Regions from separate parts of the Mus musculus genome. Here region 2 is linked to region 1. Evidence: chromatin loops called from intact Hi-C (ENCODE). Cell type or tissue: heart. All regions are shown on one strand.

What was found. A loop is a pair of places that touch in the nucleus more often than their neighbours do. Peaks named below come from ENCODE experiments on the same cell type or tissue, not always from the same donor. Only the 100,000 strongest peaks of a DNase experiment are listed, where the experiment ranks them.
Region 2: it touches region 1 in a loop (4-fold over the local background); 14 of 42 quality-filtered maps call a loop at or near these places.

What each region holds. Positions count from the first base shown.
Region 1 is chr19:59,235,549-59,243,548 of GRCm38, forward strand. It overlaps Kcnk18 (potassium channel, subfamily K, member 18), which reads left to right. Exons shown (of 3, transcript NM_207261.3): 3 at 1-1,822. The coding sequence ends at 61. Among named protein-coding and RNA genes, the nearest start is that of Kcnk18, 20 kb to the left of the region's middle. In heart, no CTCF peak of the experiment used is centred here; DNase peaks (open chromatin) are centred at 4,083 and 6,626; H3K27me3 peaks cover 2,637 bases.
Region 2 is chr19:59,373,269-59,381,268 of GRCm38, forward strand. No RefSeq gene overlaps it. Among named protein-coding and RNA genes, the nearest start is that of Gm33756, 12 kb to the right of the region's middle. In heart, CTCF peaks have their summits at 3,416 and 6,915 (motif pointing right); no DNase peak of the experiment used is centred here; H3K27me3 peaks cover 1,367 bases.

The DNA.
Region 1 (8,000 bases):
GCACACCTACAAAACCCTCATGCTGTTTGTTTGCCAAAGGGAAGTTTCGCTACCTTGGTAAATGGAGAGGGTTCCGGCATTTCCGTGACCTACAGATGTGAGCCCCACAAGCTTCCCACACCTTGGTTTTATACAGGGTTAGAAGCTGGGCCCTGGTAATCTGCCATCCAAGCTACCGAGGCTTGGGGAAACAACCTACTTGAGGGCCAAATTCAGCGTCAAGGTCCCTCAGGAACCTGGCCATGCCATTACACATGACAAGAGGAAAGGTCATCTCCATTGTTCCCAGTCGAATTAGCATCCCTGTCTGTCTGAAAGGCACCATTTTAAGAATATGAAAGAACTAGTGATGTCACTGCTTTTTGTGTGTGTGACAGGAAGAAAAGAAAAAAAAGACCTTTGTTTTTGGCATTTATACTTTGAGGGAAGTTAAAATCTTCCCAAGTGGCCCCAGCTTCCCCCCCCCCCCCCCCATGAGTCAAAGTGTATCTAGGTAACCTGTTTCCCTGAATGACTGCATGGATGCACTTGACACCTGCCCTACCCCGGGCTGCTGACGTCACCAAGCAGAGTTGTTACCTGGGAGAAGTCTTCATGGCTGGATTCTAGTAGAGCACCTGTCTCATTGCTTAGCCCGTGGATGGTGCCACTTGTGTGAATTCGATGTAACACTGTTGTCACATCAGAGATGGATTGGTCACCCCTCACCCCAGGTAGAGACACTCAAGAGCTGCCCCCGAGTGGCTGATGTGGAGTAGATATTCCACCTGTGTCTTGGCAACTTACTTCCTCTGTGGACTGTCTTTGGACAGTGAGGTGTGGGTCTGTGCTGGACCAGCTAGAAATGTCACGGAGGGAGCACCCTTCATCCATGACAATGCCTTGCCTTTCCTATGCAACAGCTCTGGGCTATGCTGTATACCATCTCCCCTCTTCGCAGCCAGCTTCAGGTGATCATTAGCATACTCATTTCAGAGTCTCCCTAGTCTCTGCTCCTCCTCATCCACCCTGCCCCTCCCCCCATCAGGCTCTCTGGGGTCCCCTCCTATAGAACATACCCTGTTCACATCTGTCTCCAAGCAGCTTTTGAGGACCAAGAAAAGGACAGTGACAGATGACACGGAGATCTGGTTGGCAAGGTCGGGGAAGGACACACATCCTTTATTTTATTATTGTTTCTTTTATTTGAAGGTTATTTGAAATACCTCACGGCTGTATCTTGTCTCCCTGAGCTTGCAAGCTTAGAAACATGAGTCCTGCAATTAGCAAAGTTAGTTCCTGGGTGAGTGGTGGCTGGTGTTGCAGAGGGGAGCCACAGGGGGAATGCTGTGAGGTGGTAGTTTGAAAGCAGCTGCTGGCCCTTAGGGGCTCACTATTCTGTCTTAGATTCCAGCCGTTGCCAAAAGCGGCTTCTCAGGAGGGTCTTCAGTTTCTCCTTCTGGGTCCTTCTCCCTCTTCCCTGCAAGGATTAAATTCTAAATTCCTCCAACCCTTGAAGATCTACCTCAGGCACTGGAATCAACAAGGTGTGAGCAAGAACCATTGCAAAGACAAAGTGCCCCAGGGTGAACCTTCAGGCCAGTGCTCCTGGTTTTGCCATCTGGCATTCCTCAAGCTTTGTTTATACTGGTAAGGTGTGGCAAAGCCCTGCAAACCCAAATTCATTGACAGCTTCGCCCTTCAAGGGGCTCGCCATGGGGCTGGAGGAGGTTGCCTAGAGGTTCTACAGATACCCACCAAACACTGGGCATTTATCCAGATTGGCACAAAGCAAACCTGAACCAAGTGAATCCTCAGAGCATTAGTGACTTCATGAAAGGTAGTGTGAACTCCTCAGTAACTCCCACCTTTCTTTCTTGGTTATCTATCATCTATGTCTGTCCGTCCATCTGTCTGTCTGTCTGTGTGCATGTGCACATGTGCCAGGGTGTGTATGGGGTGCAGGTAGCAGAGGATAATCTGTGAAGTTGGTCATCTTCTTCTAGCATGTGGGTTTTGGTGACCAAACTTAGACTGTCAAGCTTGGTGGCCATCAATTTGGCCCACACTGAGACATCTCATTGGCTGTCTGTTATTTCTGAGACAAGGTCTCATCTAGTCCATGGCAGCTTTGGATATGGCACGTAGTCAACAATGACCCTGAACTTTTGAACCTTCTGCCTCTACCTCCTAAAGTGCTGGGGCCATGGGAGTCTGCCACTACACCTAGCTCACTCCACGCTGAGGACCAAACCCAGAGCTTCATGTGTGCTAGGCAGGCACCTTACCTACCGAGCTACACCCCAGCCCTGCCAAGTTCTTCTCGGGGCAAAAACAGACATGGAAGCTGTCAGGAATGCACACTATGCAAATTAGATAGACGAATTGCCTTGCTGGTTCACTTATCCAGTCTGCTAGCAACAAAACTTTCCATGGCTCCGAAGATGTGGACCTGTGTGTCTTCCTGCCCCTCACTTCCTACCCTTGTGTCATGCAACCCACAGGCAGCAATGTATTTCTATGTGTGTATTCCAGAAAACAGCCTCTCCAGGTTCAGGAATATGAATTCACGACGCCAAGCCTTTCCTCAATGGCTTCACTTCTTGCTGCAAGCACTTTCTGTTGCGCCCTGACCCCTACTATCTGTCTTATCAGTCTAGACTATGTATTTATATTTTATTTTGCCATGACAAGTACCTAAGAAGACAAAAAGGTGGAAAGGTTTGCTTGGGGTCATGGTTTCAGAGGGTACAGTTAGTGGTCTCTTGGTTGCATGTTTTTGGGATTGTGACGAAGCAGAATAATGTGACAGAAAGAGGTAAACAGGGGAGGAAGAGGGAGAAGAGGAGAAAGAGGGAGAAGAGGAATCAGGGACAAGATACTCCTTTCAAGGGCACCCCTCCCCCCAGTGACTCACGTCTCCTACCAGGACTTATCACCTACTAAAACACACTCACCTATGAACCCATCAATGGGTTAATTGATGGAATCAGAGCCTTAGGATCCAGTCACCTCTGCACAGAGCTATCAGCTGTGGGTCCAGCATTTGACACACAAATCTGTGGGGAGACAGTTCAGCTGCACACTACAGCAGCCCCCTGAATGACCTAGTCACACATTCATCTCTCGTGGGTCTGGAGCATGAAGTCTACAAACAGAATGGTAAGGTTCTTGGAGGATACCCTCTCTTGGTTGATGGACATGCAGAGATCTCATGTGGCTTCCTTGTTTCATAGGGGCATTGATCCCGTCCTGAGTGTTCTGCCCTTCTGACCTCCTCCAACAGCCTCGCCTCCACTGGAAGTTAGTTTCAAAACCTGACTCTGGGTGACACATTCAGTCCTTAGCACTCACCCTCAGGGGCCACTGGTCTGGGCAGGGGGTGTTTTCAAGCATCTCTGATAGGTGCAATTTTGCAGCCAGGGTTGGTGATCAGACCATTGGCTGCTCTCTCAGAGCATGTCCCTTCTCCTGTGGTTTGGTTGAAGACTTGCTCTCTCTGCTCAGTTCTGTGTAGTTTCCTCAAAGGCCCAGATTACCAGAAGTGTGTGTTCTTGCCCCCTGCGTATTCCCACAACATCCAGTCACCAGAATATAATGAGGTTCTAGTTCTCTGTCCCCTGTCTAAACGTGGAGCCACCTGAGTAAAACCACAGTGTGCTTTGCACTGTCTGCCACATACAGAGAGCTCAGTGGGTCTCTCTCAGACTGCTCGGTCGGAGCCATGAGGAGTCTCAACTCACCCATAAGTTCCTGGGCCCTGGAGTGTAGGAGACCTTGCTGTGTCTTTCGCCTGGCTTCCCCTGTACTGGGACCAATGGCGTGGGAGCCACACTAGCCCAGAAGCTGTGACATCACTCTGCTCAGCTGTCTGGCAGCCTGACACTGTTTAACTAAAGGATTAAGTTGGGGTGAGTCCAGAGATGCGTTCAAATGGCACAGCCAGTGAGGTAGGGTGAGGAAACAGATAGTGAGAACTCGAAAGATCCAGTCCCGGAGGAATCCCAGAGACTGCAGAGCTGGCTTTATCAAGTCTGCTAACCATGGAACCTTGTCGGACCTTGGCTGGGCCAAACTAGGAGCAGAATGCCAGATCTCAAATGGCCACCAGGTGGCGCGCCAGACCGTGTCGACCTTGCGCTCCAGGGCCAGCAGGTGGCGCATTCGCCTTTTGCTGCCTCTTGGCTGCTTCAGGTGCCTGAAAAAGCTTCAGGTGGGAGAAGAGCAGCCTCGGAGTGGCCTTGACCTCAAATTTTGCAGTCAACTAAAGGAAAAGAGGCTCTCTCAACCTCTTTCCGCTCTTCCACCCAGAACATCACGCAGACTTGAAAGACATGTAGTCCTGATTTTAAGTTCTCAGTTGACCCAGCATGTAATAACTACTCGAAAAGAAGTCCTCTCTTGGCTTGTGGGATATGTACCCTTCAAAGTCATGACCCCCAGTAATCCCAGTGGGTGAGGCAGCTGGTCCAGACAGCACTCCTTCACTGTCCTAGTGGGAAAGAAAGGGGGATTGCAAGGTATGAGTCCGAATTTAGTAAAGGCTACCAGGACTATCCAGGGCCTCCACAGCCTGGGCAGCTCGGATAAGCAAGGCGAGGCGCTGTAGCACCCGATACACTTGCTCCCCACTCATGTGGCTCTCTAACATTAGCTTTGTTTGCTTGTCGTTTCCCCTCTGCCTTAGCCCGGAACCAATGCACCCCATTCTGCCCTCATGGCATGGATGATACACAGCCTCCTACCTCCCTCACTCCCGCTCCGCATGCTAAGCTCCACCCTCAGGATCCCCAACAACGCCTCTGGACCCTACGTTCCTCTTGTCTCTCTGTCTGAGTGCAGATCCTGCATGCCAGCAGCTTAAACTGTCTCCCTTGGATCTCTTCTGTTTCTGGAGGGTCATGTGTGTTCTGATGTGAGGTCCTGGCTCTAGTTTCTCTCATGAAACTCCCAAGCGGCTGGCTCGAAGCGCATCTGGTATCTGTTCATTTCAAAGTGGTTAGTCTGGTGGTTTTCACTCACTCGGTACCCAGAGTTCACAGCTCAGGCCCTGGAACAGAACCCTAAAAGAGTGAGCTTGGGATGCCCAGTATATACAAACGGCACAGCCTTTCAGGACAGTGACCCGAACTCCTATTCTCTTAAGGAATCAGAGCCCCTGAGATAAGCGCCATGACTTAGGAGCAATGCTGGACCCACTGTGACCACTATGTCTCCCATCAACTCTCTGGACTCGGACACCCAACCAGGCAGGCTGCAGGCATATCTAGGGTAGGGTAGCCTGAGTACCTTGGTTGTTGCCATGGTGATGGATACTCACCTCTAGTCAATGAGAACTCGGAAGCTGATGTGGGTGCAGGACAACAAAGAACATCTCTATCTTGGATACAAATTATGGCTTCTTTTCATCTTCCTTTAACTGCCTTGCTTTGAGCCTTGCAATTTAGATCACAGAATAAAACCCTTTTAAGTACTACATATTAAAAATCATAGGCCATTAAGGAGCCTTTCTGAGGTCTAGGCCCAGGTTGGTCTCTTCAAAAAGTATGTGTAGGAAAGCATAGAGAACTAGGCAAAGTAATCAGCATGTCACTGAGTCAACACGGATTTATTGAACAGGGATTAGATGCTAGGGCAACTGAGGGCTTGCAGTCAGGACTGTGTCCCCATGTCTTAGTTTCCCTGGTGTGCTAGCAGGTTTTACGTCAACTTGGCACAAGCTACAGACATCTGAAAAGAAGGAACCCCAACTGAGAGAATACCCCTATAAGTCAAGCTGTAGACAAACCTGCAGGTCATGTTCTTAATTAGTGACTGATGTAGGAGGACCCAGCCCTTTGTGGGTGGTGCCATCTCTGGGCTGCTGGTGCTGGATTCTATAAGGAAGCAGGCTGAGCAAGCTATGATGAGCAAGCCAGTAAGCAGCACCCCTCCTGACCTGTGCATCAGTTCCTGCCTCCAGGTTCCTGCCCTGTGTGAGTTTCTACCTTGACATTCCTCAGTGATGGATCATGACGTGGAAGTGTAACACAAATAAATTGTTTCCTGTGCACCTTGCTTTTGGCAACATTGTTTCATCACAGTAATTGTAAAGGTATCAGTAAGACTGTTGCAGACTTTTGTGGTTTTGTGTGTGAAGGGGTTCCTTTCCCATCCCTGTTTCACTTTGCTCTGTTTTTATATGTTCAGCTATCCTGTAACACTTGGTTTGCAAAAAGGAGCCATACACGTGTGTGTACATGCATGTGTGCATGCGTGTTGATTATAGGAAAGCAAGGGGAGTCCCCCCTCTCAGCCTTTGTGCAGGCAGGACCCTCTGAATTCACGCTGTCACTTTCCCCTTAGTGTTTGGTCTGAACTTCAAATGTTTGTTTATTTGAGGTGAGCATCCTTCTCTCTTTGAAGACCCAGTTTATTCAGTCTGAATGGAAATAGCCCTCATCCAACATTCTGAACATGGCTCTAAGATTTTTCTCTTCTGGCTCTTTGAAGGAACCAAGGCCCTGCACTCCAAGTGTTTGTGTATGCCCCTCTGCACTCAGACACCCTAGTTTCAGAGACTAGCAGTCACTATTCCCTACAATAACTCAGGATGGCCATGGGAGTTGATGACAGACCCGAGGAGCATGACAGCTATCTTCAAGCCAGCTGGCTGCTGGCTTTCTGGCAGGCATCAGTGACCTTGGCTTGTGGTAGCCTCCGTCTGATGGTACCAGTCAGCTCCATAACACTAAAAGCTCAAGGTTTCTGCTTCCTAGTTGTCTTGCACAAGGCACAGTGTGTATTAGTGTCCCAAACCCCACTCGTGTGGACTTGGATGTTGGATTTCCCTAGACTCCGTTCTAATTACAACTTGTTTAGTGGCCAGTTCTGATGACTGTATGTATATAGCATAGAGTAACTGATCCACTCACCACTGTGTCCTCCAAAGCTGGCACAACTTCTAGCACATAGTATGTGCTTAGTAAATGCTAATTAATAGATATTAGACAGCACAAGATAGGTCTTAATTATGAGCCTGATCATGAGACACACGAAGCCTCCAAGAACTAGATAGACCTCTATTCCTGGTCTGAAGGCTGAGCCAGGGTTGGGGTTGGAAGGACCCACTCTATGCCTGGGGAAGTCCTGGGTGAGGAAACCTTTGAGAGGAGACCAGTCAAAACAGACCTGTGCTAGGGCAGCCATTCTCCTAAGACCCAGTGTTCCTCTAGAGCAGTGCTTCTCAACCTTCCTAATGCTATACTCTTTAACACAGTTCCTCATATTGTGGTGACCCCCAACCTTAAAATTACTTTTGTTGCTACTTCATTACTGTAATTTTGCTACAGTTATAAATTGTAATGAACGCCGGGCATGGTGGTACATGCCTTTAATCCCAGCACTCGGGAGGCAGAGGCAGGTGGATTTCTGAGTTCGAGGCCAGCCTGGTCTACAAAGTGAATTCCAGGACATCCAGGGCTATACTGAGAAACCCAGTCTCGAAAAACCAACCAACCAAACAAACAAACAAACAAAAAAACAACAACAACAAACAAACAAAAAAATTGTAATGAAAATATCTGTGCTTTCTGATGATCTTAGGCTACCCTGTGAAAGAGTCTTTCCACCCCCAAAGGGGTGGTGACCCACAGGTTGAGAAACAGTGCTCCAGATCTATCAAGGCTGAGCTTGTCAGGACTCTGAAACCATGAGTGGCTGCAGTGGAGACTGCTTTCCAGCAGGGGCCCCCAGGATCTGTGCATTGTGACACTGTGATAACTACAGTTTTTTAAGTTGTTTTGAGACAGTCTAATGCGGCCCAGGCGGGCCCTTAGCTGGCTGAGGCTGAGGAAGACACTGTAGAGCCCTGACCCTCCCTCCAGCTTCTGCCTCTAGAGTGGCTGAGATTACAGGCTTGTGTGCTTCTAATAACCCTGTATTAGAAGGTGCTGGGGATTGAACCAGGGCATCTGGAATGCTCAGCCTACCCTCTCGCCACCGAGCTACATTCCAGCATCTAGGACAGGGTTTGAGCCATC
Region 2 (8,000 bases), 140 kb after region 1:
ACCCCATTTAGTCTGACCTTTTTTTCCCTTTGTCTCCTTGTGGGTGCTCTCTGCTGCACCCCTTGGAGTGTTCAGTCAAACGTTTGGGATGAAGGCTGCCTGATGCTTCCGGATTGCCTTTCTACAACAGAAGAAAGGCCACCTTCAATTCTCAGTGGTCAAACAGATGGAGATCTGCAGAGCAGTTTTCTGAAGACTGCCGGGTGCTTTGCTTTCAGCTTGATCTAGACTTCAGAAGCCTGCTGAGACAATGCATCTGCACTCAGATATGGCAGACTCAGTTAATATTTCAGATCATATTTGCAGATGAGTTCTAATAATACAGAAGTCCTATGTTTGAACAAAAGAAGAGGAAAGTAAAACCTCCAACTGGGCTGCTTCTGGGGAAGACAGAAAGAAAAAAAAAAAAAAAAAAGAGTGGATTTCTCCTCGGAAGCCCAGCCTCCTTAGCATAGACCTCTCCGGGAACCATTAACTTTCAAGATTCGTCAATCCCGACTGACTATGGTTCTCTTGTCTCATGAATTGTAAGGGCCATGTAGCTGCTAGATAACTCAAAGACTTAAGTGTACTCACAAATCAACCTTATACCTGTCCCAGAGGACAGTGGCTCGTTGCTAAAACAGCACTGGACAAGGTTGTTTGGAAGGGAATGGATTTTCAGTAAAATATAAAATTCTCTAGATACTTAGAAATAACTTTTCTGTTCAGCATGATGGGTCTTTTGGCTACTCCAAGGTTAGCAGTTTTTCTTTCTAAACAAAGAGCTAAACGGGAGGGCCTCAGGCTGGGTGTCGGGGTAGGCGGATGGCTCAGCCCTCAAAGTGCTTGCTTTGTAAGCACAAGGACCTGAGCTTGGTGCCTAGAACTCATGTTCAGTTTAAGAGGGGGCAGTGTGGTGAGATGTGTAATCCTGGAACTGGGGAAGGAGGGACAGACAGATTCCCTGGAGCTAGCCTGGGCAGCAAGATTCAGGTCAATTGGAGGTCTTGTCTTAAGGAACTAAGTGGACACCTTAAGAAGGCCACTGGGTTGTCCTCTGACCTCCACATGCATGCAGCTGTACCCATGTGTATTCATGTCCTCTCTTCCACAAAGAGAGGACTGTGGGGACTAATCCATGTGGGAGAGGGGACACTGGGGTAGGGGTAAAGAGGAAGATGGTTGAGGCTCTAGCCCTAAAGACACAAGATTTCATTGTATCCCATTGCTCCCAACACAAGGCAGGAACTGTCCCCCAACTTCACAAATGACAAACATGAAATTCAAACAATGTCTGAATCACTTCTCAAGGTCACCAGGTAGAGGCAGAACTGTGTCTCTTACCATTCCAAATCTCCTAGTGTCTTGACTGTGACTCAGCTGCAAGATGTCCCTACTTTGGCCTCACAGCCCTCTCCCTTGTAGCCACTAGGATTTTGCCTTCAGTAAAGGCAAGATGGACTTACCTGTCCCTGGTAGAAGAGCCAGCAATGCATCCTCCTTGGCCCACCTAGGCCCGCCTAACACCAAAAAGACAGAAGGTGTCTCTGGTCCCTCAGAAAGGACTCACGATACCCCATAGCATGATGGCATCCATAGACACAGGGACTGAGAAAACTGGAGAGTGGCCTTTATATTGCATTTCATTTCACAAACACAGTGAAAACAAATCCTGCTAATAGGATTGCAGAGTCTACAGGCCTAGGCAAGTGATTCTAAGGAAATAGAATGTCTCTCAACACACCTGGAGATTGACTGCAGGGCCGAGACAATGACAGACACCCAGGAATTAATCAGGAGAGCTGCCTGTCGCTAAAGAGAGGAGTGGAGGCAGAGCACGAGGCTTCTGTTTTGGGGCCTGATTCTTCTGTGGTTTCATGGCTCTCAAGAAGGAGGAAGTGTCTAGGCAGCTCTCCATGATTTTCAACCACACCAGACTTTCCCCACGGAGGGGTTTTGTGCAGGTGTCCTCGCTGTGGCCCTGTGTGATTCCCTAGAGGAGGCACGGTGTCCTCTGGTCCCAAGGAGTTCTTTCTTTCTAATCTTGGCCTGGTCTGCCAGCAGCTCTAACAGAGCCAGGCTTAATATTATTCTCTGGATGCTCCGGTGATTTGCCACCCTGGGTCTCACATCTTTTACTTTTGCCATAGCCTTACTGTGGTAAGGAAGCTGGGACTGAGCAAGCTGGGGATCGATGGGGCTTGACAGATGCTTTGAGGGAAAGAGGGTAGTCTAGGCTGCCTGTGCCACATCACTTGTGTGGCTCACAAACTCTGGATCTTTCAGGTCCCCACATTTCTGTGCAAAGAGATCTGCTATAGGGAGCCAACCAGAGATGACCACTCAGTTATACCTAACTGAAAGTTTGTCTTCCATCCAGCTAGGACTACACTCAGATATTCGGGATCCCAAGCTGAGTGTTTAGGTAGGATAAAGGGTTTTTGAAGACAAATACTACATTCTTGGTATCTCTCTTGGCAGCTGCAGGGGTTGTTTTTGTGCAAGCAAGCAGTTTAACAGAAGCTAAGGTAAGTTAGCTGTAGCATCTAGGAACTTCGGGTTCCTAGAGTTGGGTAATTTTTCATGGGTTTCTCCATCAAGGAGAACAAGTTCTAGTTAAACCTGAAATGGCTTCAGCAATAGCATAAGATGGAGGAGCCTCCACACTGTCTTGCCCTGTCACAGATCCACAGGTATAAAATCCTCAGGAGACAACCAGAGTCATCATGAATTTGCCTTTGACTTTGCAGCCTGTGTTAAGATGGGGTTTTCTGGAACATTCCATGTTTGTACAGAATTTCCCTTCCCTTTGGGTAGTTGCTATAAGCCCTAACTCTCTCATTCCCTCCCTGTCCTGGCTCTAGGGAACCCTTCTCTGGTGACATCCTCACACCCTGCTCTGTTTGCCCCTTGGAATAGCAAGTAAACGCTGCTCATCTGCCACCAGCATCTACTTTAAAACTTTTAAATTTACTTTTATACGTGTGGTTGTTCTGTTTGCATGCTTGTCTACATACCACATGAATGTCTGCTGTCTAAAGAGGACAGAAGAGGGTGTTCAATCTCTTGGAACTGGAGTTACATACAGTTTTTAGTTGCCGTGTGGGTTCTGAGATTGAAGTGCAGGTCCTCCAGAAGAGCAGCCAGACTCTGAGCCATCTCTCCAGCTCTAGCATCTATTTCTGACCCATTTCAGTGCTATGAACACACACAGAGACAGAGCAATGCCCAATGTGAGGTACATGGGAAATGGACAACTCTTAGGAGTGATGAGTGATAGATCAACTTCTGACCTTGATATCCCATTGCAGACACACCAATCTGAGTTTCAGTCTTCTGGAGTCTCAAGACGGTCCTGGAGAACAATTGGTTTCATTTGTTTCCAGTTAAAGACCCAGCAGGAACTTATGTATGCTGCCCCTGTTGGTAGGAAGGAGTTACTGCTTCCTTAGCATCATCCCTGACTCTTCCCCACAGCAAAAGGCAGAAATAAAGGTGGAACCCAAACCTTTCAAAAGGTCCATCCCAAGCCAGTGAAAGTGGTGTGTTTGTAGGAGAACAGAGTTCTCCCTGGAGAAGTGGACAGTAGTACCTCTGCAGGAGAGATGGGCTGGGCACATGAAAGGTCGCCTTCTAGTACAGAGAAGCCCCAGTTAGGCTCTAGTCTCACAAGGTGACATCCTGGTGCCACTGGGCTTCACTCAGGGTGTGTTTGTAGTCCTGATATTTCCTCTTGCAGGCCACTATGCAACCAACCTGCCAACATTATTCACTTGTCCAAATGTCTGGGTGCAAGGAGAACAGAGGTAGGCTCACCTCTAGGTCAGCTTTGGAACGGTAGAGAAGCTGTCATTTGGAAAAGAGTTGAGTAGGAGATAGCAGGAGTGTGGGAGGCTGGTTGGTCCATTTCTACTTCACCACACAATGCTGAGAGCTCAGGAGGGTTTGTTGTTATTCATTTACGAAGAGTAAGAACCTCTTAGAATTATGAAAGTAATTAAGAGGCAGCATGGCATCCAGACAGGCAAGGATTCTGATAGTTAAATTACAACACCAGTCCTCTCTCTGGGGAGGTGCAGACATGCAGGAGCAGAAACTAGGCAGGGATATAAGACTCCATACACTCATGCGACATTAATGCTGCAGACTAGCTTGTGAGTGGGCACCTGACCAGAACTGAACCAGCTAGAGTTCTTCCCTACTGAGGTTCCAGGTTGGAGCTGTCTGGAGGTAAGAGGAGAAAGGGATGAGGTAGGAGCTTTGGCTTGGATACTGGGCTGGAGTGGAATCTCCAGGCAGAGGCAATAGGGTCCTTTGTCCCATTCCTTCCACAGCCCAGCTGCCCATCAAATTCCCAAGTTTGGGTGAGACAGCTTTCGTCTGAGCTTGTTTAAATTGCATTTGTGTTACTTCAGATCAAAGTGTGCTATGTTAGCAAGCTTTCCACTGCTGTGACACCCCCCCCCCCCCAACAACTGAAAGTTAGCCTTGGCTCAGGGTTGCAGAGGCTTCAGTCTTTGGTCCCTTGACCCCATTGTTTTGGGCTTGAAGGAGGCAGAATCATAGTGAAGAGTGCATGGTAGACTAAAGCTATTCATACTGTGGTGGCTGGAAAGGACAGGCTGGACACAGAGAACTGGGTTCCCAATGCTCCCGGGGCATACCCCAGTGACTCATCTTATTCCATCTCCAGTATCACCCCCAGCTTTCATCACATGAACTTTTGAAATGGGGACTTAAGATCCGACCACAGAGGATGGAGATATGACTCAGTGTTTAAGAGCCATTGGCTGCCCTTTCCAGAGCATCCAGGTTAGATTCCTGGTACCCAAATGAACTCACAACCATCTGTGACTGCAGTTCCAGGGGATCCAATGTCCTCTTTTTTCCTTTTCCATAGGTACTAGGCACAAAGGCAGGTGAAACTCCCATATACATTAAACAGCAACAACCAAACCATACCGTGCTGACTCTGAGAAACAAACCTTTTCTAAGCACCTGGCAGACCAGGCACTATTGCCGTCAACCTGCCTGCCTCCACCTGTTCCTTAAGAAAGACCTTTGTGGGCTGGAGAGATGGCTCAGAGGTTAAGAGCACTGACTGCAATTCTAGAGGTCCTGAGTTCAATTCCCAGCAACCACATGGTGATTCATAACCATCTGTAATGGGATCCAATGCCCTCTCCTGATGTGTCTGGAGACAGCTATAGTGTACCAATAAATAAAAATAAATAAATCTTAAAAAAAAAAGTAAAGAAAGGGAGAACAAAAGACCTTTGCTGGGGAAGGCAACGTCGTTGCAATGGGTTCAGATACTTTGTATTTAGATCACACTGAAACAAATGTGTTCAAGAACAACTTTGGGCCATTTCATAGCCACTTTGTTCTGAAGACTTCCAAGTTGCAGCCTTTGCCCTTCTGCCCTTCATCTGACTTTGGCATTCTTGTGCTGGCTTGGGGAGCACTAAGCTGGGGTGGCAGAGTAATGGGGCTTACATGGAGGAGTGTAGGCTGGGTTGGGGATAGAGGAGCACTTGGCTAGGAGTCCTGGTTTTGTCCCTTTCTAATTACAAGGTGTCAGGTAAACCACTGAGCCTGTCTGAGGGTTTATCTTCTCACCTATGAAATGGGGGGGGGGGGATACTAATGCCCAACACATGGACTTATTGGAAACAAAGTTTTAAATTCAAGTGCTATGACTGTTGCAGAGGGAAAGCAGATCACACTGACTGACAGCTCTTCAATCATCTGATTCTGTTCAATGCCATTTAATAAGTATTTGCTGAGTGGTCACCACATGCCAGTTCTGCTTGAGGATCTTGTTATTATCAGGACAGACAAGGTTTGTTCTAAGCAATAAATGTATCTATGGGACAGCAGGACATCATACAATTTAGAAAACCTTGAACTGAGAGAGTCCCAACAAAGAAAGAAAACCAGGACAGAGTGAGTGGTCTGTGTACTTGAAATGGGGACAGTCCTATAAAATGTGGGGCTCCTGGTGTCCATAAATATAATCCTAGAAACCTGATGTGTCATCTCGCCAAGCCCCAGGAGTCACAGAATTTCTAAGTATCTCTTTGCAAGCTCCATTTTGTCCAGCCCTAACAACTAGGGCCCTCATCCCAGCATCCTCATCCCTGCACCCACACCTTCATCCCCTTAACCTCATCCCTGCACCCTTATCCCAATGCCCTCATCCCAGCATCCTCATCCCTGCACCCACACCTTCATCCCCTTAACCTCATCCCTGCACTCTCATCCCTGCACCCTCATCCCAGCAGCCCCACTGTTCAGCATTTCACTCTTTTTTTTTTTTTTTTTTTTTTTGCTTTTTCGAGACAGGGTTTCTCTGTATAGCCCTGGCTGTCCTGGAGCTCACTTTGTAGACCAGGCTGGCCTCGAACTCAGAAATCCACCTGCCTCTGCCTCCCGAGTGATGGGATTAAAGGCGTGCGCCACCACGCCCAGCTGCATTTCACTCTTTACGATGCATGTTTTGTGCATTCTCATTTGGCATTCCCTGAAGCTGGTGGTGCAGGTGCATCAGCTCTGTCCCAGACAATGAAGAGTTAAGTGATTTGATTGACATAGCTGTGGCCTCAGATCCTGAATCAAGGTTTCTACATCTACACTGAGTGTGACTTTTAGAAGGGCCACATAGCTGGTGTGTTTATTTGCAAGCTCACTCACTTGAAAGCAGTGGCCCCATGTGTTCCTGAGAATCTAAGGGCAGCATCCATATAACTGTAGATACCTTGTAAACTGGCAGGGCACAATCCTGGGCTTTCTGGCCTTGGGTGGCAGGTGTGCAAATTCTGCAAAGGGAACAGCATTAGTGACTCTCACTCACCACTGCTTTCTTACATGAACAGCTGCACATTCTGGAAGAGAGATGCAAAGCTTCAAGTAGATAACTCTCTGTGACCACTGGATGTCAGCACTGACCAGTGCTTGATAACTGAAGCTCTTGGTAGGACAGGAAGAGCCCACTGCATCAGGATTTCAAGTAGATCCGAGAGGAACCTTGACCAGAGGCATAGAGCACACTAGCTATATATTCTCAACAAACAGTTGGGTTTCTCTGGCTCCATCTCTGCAAGCTACTGTCCTTTCCTCTAGCTCTTCTGGACCTGATCTTTAAAGGAATATGGGATGGTTTGAATATAACGCGTCACACAGAGGCTTGTGTATTGGAAGCTTGGTCCACAGATTATGGTGTTATTTTAGGATTTTGTGAAACACTCAGGAGGTTGACCTGGTTAGAAATAGGTCACTGGGATCTTGAAGGTTATTCCAGACTTAACTGGTTTCTCTTTCTCTACATGTTGTCTTCTGGGAGATGAAGAATCTCCTTTGCCACATGTTTCCATTGACATGGTGTTCTACCCAAACACTTGAAACTAAGCAACCAGGACTGAACTCTCTGGAATTGTGAACCAAGATGACTTTACCCCTCCTACAGCCTTTCCTCATACAGTCTGAAATTCCACATTTATTAAGATCTCGGCTGGCATATGAGCCTTGCCCTTGCCTCTCCAGGCCTCCTCTTCTGAGAGGATTTTTTTCTTTCTTTCTTTCTTTCTTTCTTTCTTTCTTTCTTTTTTTTTTTTTAGTTTTGTTTTTTAACTAGGGCAGCCTTCCAGACCAGCAATCTGGTACACACATCACAAGAGGCTCTATCTTCATCGGCTGAGACTAAGCAGTATGGTATACACGTTAACTGTGGGCTGTGGTGACAGCTTACTTAATGGTGAATTCTTCTATGACCTGGAAATGTCTCCAGGATGGACCTGGATGGCTACCTCAAACTGCCAGTGGATCACACAGTGCAATTTCCCGACAGGAGAAAGCCTTCTGTTCTCACAGCTAGTAGAAAGCCCCTCTTTTCTCTTCTGTCAGATGTTGAGATGGATTCTTGGGGGCTCTCAGAGATACCCTTCTTCAGTGCACTTTGTTTCTCTGGAGAGTTGGTCTTAGGGCATGACCTGAGCAGCCATATTATCTGGCTCCACTCA